Regions from separate parts of the Homo sapiens genome. Here region 2 is linked to region 1. A link is a contact called in ENCODE Hi-C or POLR2A ChIA-PET data. All regions are on one chromosome and are shown on one strand. The core of a region is the stretch at or near the end of the contact, and the rest is flanking DNA. Distances in the headings are between cores, read along the strand shown. Region 1 has its middle 48 kb from the start of IGLL5. Region 2 holds the start of CABIN1 (calcineurin binding protein 1).

Region 1 (2,826 bases), core at 120-2,619:
ACTCCTCAAGAGAGAACACTCTGTCTTCTCATCAGTGTAATCTCAAACCCTGCACCCTGACTGTTGTGGGTGTAGCAGACACACAAGAAATATTTGCTGAATGTTAAGTGAATTGGAATAAACATGTTGATTTAAGTGACAAAACCTTCTATTTTTCATAATAATAAATGTATAATGATTGTCAAAAAATGAAAAAAGTTAGATGTACAAAATGAAAACCAATATTACCTACAGTTTACCCCCGCAACCGGTAGCCCCGGGGAATAGATGTGGATACGGATGTGCATCTAGGTATGGATAAAAATGCAGGGATTCATGCACACACAGGTCACGTCTTATCTGGTGGCCTCTTTGGGATAATATGTTCAAGGCTTTTCAGATGCCATTCGCATCATCGAATACAGCATTTTTATAGGATCTTACATCTTAAATTGGCTTAATGTTTTGTTCTCCGATTATAAAATCTGAAAACAGGAAAAATTAAATAAGAATACAAAGCAAGTCTCTGATCCTGCACTGCCCAAGAGGCCCTGTTAGCGCGTTGGTATGGCGCCTTCCAGATCTTTTTCTGCATGAAATCATGGGCTTATCACAAAGATGGGAACTTCTTTCCTCACTTCTTCTTGCCCTGTTGTGAACATCTGTCTATGGCCCTTCTCCAAGGCCATCTGGGGATGTGGATGTGAGGCTGGCATCTGCTCTCGGGCTCTTTTCTGTCACGTTTTGCTGTTAGCTCCCTGGCTAACATCCACATGCACTGGCTCTCTGGCATCTCCATGATAAATTCTTATGAGCAGGATTTCTGGGTCAAAAGAGAGTGCATTCCCAGGCTGTGGAGACAGGGGACACGTTCAGGAGGGCCTAAAAGGCTGAACCGTGTCTCAGCCTTGAGGCCTCTCAGAATCGCCAGCTTGGGAAGTTAGGAGGCCTGTGGTTGCTCATCACTCCCTCACCAACTCGTTCTGCCCAGGGAAGGTCCTGGGGTGGGGGCTTCAGAGCCCTGTCCTGGCCACCCCCCTCCCTGGGGTCCTGCTGACAATCAGGGCCACTGCTGGCTGGTTCTGAGATGCCTTCTGGTGGACCCTGGGACCCAGGATGGAGCTCAGGGTGTGGGGAGGCAGCCAGGGGGCAGCATCAGGCCCAGGGGCTGGACTAGGAGGGGGTGGGGTGGGGCGCAGGCTCTACTGCCCCCACCTGTGAGCTGCACAAACATCCAGCAGCAGCCCTGAAACTGCCCCATGCTCCTCCTGGGCCACACCTGGGCCTGTTTGTCACTCATCCCATGCCCGGGTGGCCATGAGCTCAGTTTCTCTTCCTCTTATTTTTCTCCTTTTGTCACTCTGAGTTCTGGTTTCAGCCAACTTGGGGTTAAATTTAGCCTGGGGATTTCCAGGGGTGGCCAGCTGCAGGCAGGGCCACCAGAGCTGGGAAAGCGCATCCCCCAACCCCATCCCTTGGCCTGGCCCCCACCCTACTCCCATCTCAGGCCTCCCTGGCCAACCCCTTCACCCAGGAATCTGCTGGTTTCCTGAATGGCTGGCACTCGGGGTCCCTGACCCAGTTCCTCCTTGACCAGAGGGAAGGCTGGGCCCAGGAAGGCAAAGGCATTTGCCCAGGTTCACACAGTGTCACCCGCAGGCCCAGGCAAGAGCAATGACTGAGGGTAGGTGAGGGTCCCCATAGGCCAGGCACAGCTTAGGCATCATCTCAATCCGCAAACCTACCTTGTGGGGAGGGACTCTTATCACCCCCTTGGGCAGATGAGGAAACTGAGGGCTACAGAAGAGAAGCAGATTGCTCAAGGTCAAGGGTTGATGAGGGCTGAGCATGGTGGGGGGACCCCTTCTCTGTCTGACACTGAGGTCTGGGCTCCCAGGGCAGATGCCCCTTTGGGAAGAACAGTGCTCTGGGCTCCCACAGGCCTTTGCAGCCACCCTCCTTCCTTGCATCTCCCAAGGCACAGGGAAGGAATGGCCATCAGGGCCTGTAGCCCTAACTCTCATCCATGCTGCTTTCAGGCCTCTTTTCTGCACCCCTGAAATGGGGCTGGAGCTGTGGAATGGTGGAGGAAGTGAACAATCTGGTCTCTGGCAGAGGGCAGTGGTCCACACAGCCACCCTCCATACAGGTCTTCTCCATGCAGGCTCCTCCACACGGGTCCCACCACACAGCGCCCTCCACACGGGCCCCTCCACACAGGTCCCCTCCACACAGGCCCCCTCCACACAGGCACCCTCCAACAGATCCCCTCCACATGGGCCCCTCTACCTGGCACCCTACCGACAGGCCCCTCCATGCGGGCCCCTTCACACATGATCCCTCCACGCGGGCCCCTCCACGCAGGCCCCTCCACATGGGCCCCTCCACACATGATTTCTCCACACAGGCCCCTCCACATGGGCCCCTCCACACATGATCCCTCCACACGGGCCCCTCCACACATGATCCCTCCACACGGGCCCCTCCACACATGGGCCCCTCCACACGTGGGCCCCTCCACATGCCACCCTCCATACAGGTCCCCTCCACATGGGCCCCTCTACATGGGCCCCTCCACACAGGGGCGCCTATGTGAGCTCGGGCAGATCCCTTTCTCTCCTGGTCTGTTTCTCCATTTGTCAGATGGGAGGCCCTGGGCTGGAAGTCAGGACACCACAGAGCTGGCTCTGGCTTTTTGGGATCTAACTGCTCTGGGCCTCAGTTTTCCTACCTGTGAAATGGGACCATGATTCTGGCTGTGGCCTCACAGAATCCCTGAGTGGCTCAGGTGGATAACATGTGTCCACGTGTTTTATAAATGGTACGGGACGATAAGGCCACTCAATA
Region 2 (2,826 bases), core at 115-2,614, 1.1 Mb before region 1:
TTATTAGTCTAAGCTAATAAGTTTCCAAACCCCTTAGAATATAGTTTCCATGGCCTCAGAACACGATAAAGAGTAGCACACCTTCAGACCTCAGCACCCTGATCCAGAGTGATAACTGGGGATGTTTCCTGGCCTGGAAGGTGGGAAGCCTATGTCTTAAGCTCAGTGGTGGCAGTGCCCTGGCTGTGTGACTGACTTGACATAGATGTCAGTCTCTCAGTCTGTTTCCCCTCATGTATGAGGCTTTGTACTAGATGAGGGTTCTGCAAGCTAACCAGCCCACCCTTTTTGTACAGCCCACGAGCAAAGAATGGTTTTTACATTTTTTCATATTTGGGAAAAAAAATCATGACACGTGAAAATTATATTAACAATATATAAAATTAAAACTTCGGTCCCTATAATTAAAATTTTATTGCGACGCAGCTAGTCTGTTATGTATTGTCTTTGGCTGTATCCACACTACATCGCTACAGTTAAGTAGACAGAGTATGGACCCCCCAAGCCTAAACTACTATTATGAATACTATTATACTCATTATACTTACAATATAACAATGTAAACACTGATATATTTACAACAAAAGTTTGCCGACCGCTGAACGAGACTGTTCTAAGCATATTCTATTTCTAACCACAATAATCACATAGAAAGAATCTTAGCCACATGGAATCCGACGGTCCCACACTTATAACCTGTAATAACCCAGGTCCTGAAGAGTTAAGTGACTCCCAAAGCCACTTGTGCAGATACCTTGGGAATGCCAGGTGAGTTCCATCTGGCCAGGGCCCGCCTCTTGCGGGGAGGCAGTGAAGCAGAACGGTCAAAATTTTCAGTCTGGAGTCGCGCTCACCCACTGGGTGACTTGGAGCAAATCATTTCACCTACCCGCGGCCTCAGTTTCCACCCCTGTAAATGGCACCAATAACAACACTCACCTCGCAGGGCTGCTGTGAAGGTGAAGCGAAAGGTCGCGAGTAAAGGGTTAGCGCGCTGGGCTTTGCACCCAGCAGACGCCAAATCAATGGTGGCTCCTGCGGTTACTGGGAACCTCCCCGGAGGCCGGAACCCATTCTAGGCACCTCAGGGCGGCGGCGAGAGCCATGAAGAGGCTCGCGAGGCAGCCAGGAAGCCCGGCCTCGGTTTCCCTGACTGGGGCTCTAAAGCTGCCCGCGAAACCCCCAGCTTCCTCACGTAACCCAGCCTCGCGCCTGCAGCCCCTCCGGCCTGTGCCCCGGGCTCTGCTGAGCCTCACCCCCACCCCGGCACCGCCTTCAAACCAGCCTTCCAGGAACTCACCAGGCGTCTCCACAGCAACGGCCAGTCTGTCCCGACCACCGCGCCGTCCGGCTGCGCGCCTGACAACAAGGCGTGCTCCCATTGGCTCCGGTGCCGGTTGTGCCAGCCAATCAGCGGGGGCGCACGCGCCGCTCGCTCTCCGCGGGCTGCTTAGCTGGGGCCCTGCAGACGGCTACCCTTGGGCGGCGCGCGCGCGCGTGCGCGCGTGTGTGCGCGTGTGTGCGCGCGTGCGCGTGTGCGTGTGCGTGTGTGTGTGTGTGTGTGTGTGTGTGTGTGTGTGTGTGTGTGTGTTGCGGGAGTGGAGCTTGTTGTTTCCGGATCCCCGTCGTCAGTCCTAGCGTGCTGGAGGCTTAGAGCACCAGCTCGTAGTCGGACTCTCTTCTCCACAGCTTGCACCCTGAGCAGTCACTAAATGATGGGCTGTGTGTTATTACCTGGGACATGTGCTCTGAAAACAGTGGAAACTTGGGGAACACTTAGAGCGGGGTGTCCAATCTTTTGGTTTCCCTGGGCCACGTTGGAAGAATTGTTTTGGGCCACACATAAAATACACTAACACTAAGGATAGCTGATAAGTTAATAAATAAATAAATAATAAAAATAAAAATCACCAAAAAATCTCAAAATGTTGTAAGAAAGTTTATGAATTTGTGTTGAGCCGCATTCAAAGCCAAGCAGACCAGCGCGTTGGAGAAACTTGACTTAGAGGGAACCAGGGAGGAGGAGCATCCTCATTCATTATATTACCTGTGCCTCTCTTTCCAAAAAGGATGTGAAGCCCAAAAGGAACAGATACAATAGGATATTGAAACAAAAGGAAAAAAAGGAACAAAACCTAGTAAATGAACAAGAAGAGGGGTCATGGGTGGTGTCAGAATTCCAGAGATGAAAAAAGGCGACAGAGTTGAAGGGGTTCTGTCAAGGGTCTTGGGCTGAAAGATGGTACTCTCTTGGGAGCTAGAATAACAATAAAGCATTGTAGGGAAGAACTTTACACTGTGGTTGAATTCATAGCTGCTTGAGTCTTGCACAGATGATTCAAATAGGAGTGAATGTTGGGGGCTTTTTAACCTCAAAGACAGTAACAGCATGGTGAAAAACTCAGTTCAGTACAATAAAGCTATACTGATAAGCTAGAAGTTCTGAAAATTGTTGAGTCACCAACCTTGACTTTGAGTATTGGGGTAAACAGTATTTGGGGGGTAAACAGAAGCATAAACAGATGGTTTCAAAGCTGCATGGATAACCTTCAGCCTCGGATACAGCTTCCACTCAAGCCTTATCATGAAAGATGCGCTGGAGAGAAACAGTTGAAAATAGGTGGGAAGGGTGGTCCAAGCAGCAAGAAAGTTGTGTGGGGAAGGTCCGGAGGTGAGAAACATGCAGATCATGCTGGAGTGTCATGCAGCACAGTGTTACCGTGAGGCAAAGCTCAGGGCCACAGTGGGGAGAGAGCACTCTGGAGAGTTAGGAAGAGGCCAGTCCAAACAAGCAAGCAGAAAACATATTGTTGCAGTCTTGCCCGT

What was found. Hi-C counts contacts between places; a loop is a spot of excess contacts on that map. ChIA-PET counts read pairs that join two places held with the same protein, here RNA polymerase II (POLR2A). Pooled maps may share reads with other maps.
Region 2: a loop to region 1 is called in a pooled map, with 4 times the contacts of the local background. The contact joins the promoter of CABIN1 here to the enhancer-like site in region 1. A Hi-C loop is called at or near these places in 1 of 50 pooled maps. POLR2A ChIA-PET finds 5 or more read pairs at or near these places in 2 of 52 experiments (B cell and activated naive CD4-positive, alpha-beta T cell).

The regions. Positions count from the first base shown.
Region 1 is chr22:22,934,239-22,937,064 of GRCh38, reverse strand. No RefSeq gene overlaps it. Among named protein-coding and RNA genes, the nearest start is that of IGLL5, 48 kb to the right of the region's middle. RefSeq lists an enhancer at 1,228-1,607 and a silencer at 2,778-2,826. Within about 2 kb of position 1,369, at least 4 of the 41 ENCODE cell types and tissues checked have a DNase peak (open chromatin) inside an H3K27ac peak, as active enhancers do; they include B cell, where a contact is called at or near this core.
Region 2 is chr22:24,009,842-24,012,667 of GRCh38, reverse strand. CABIN1 (calcineurin binding protein 1) reads right to left here and starts at 1,364. Exons shown (of 37, transcript NM_012295.4): 1 at 1,301-1,364.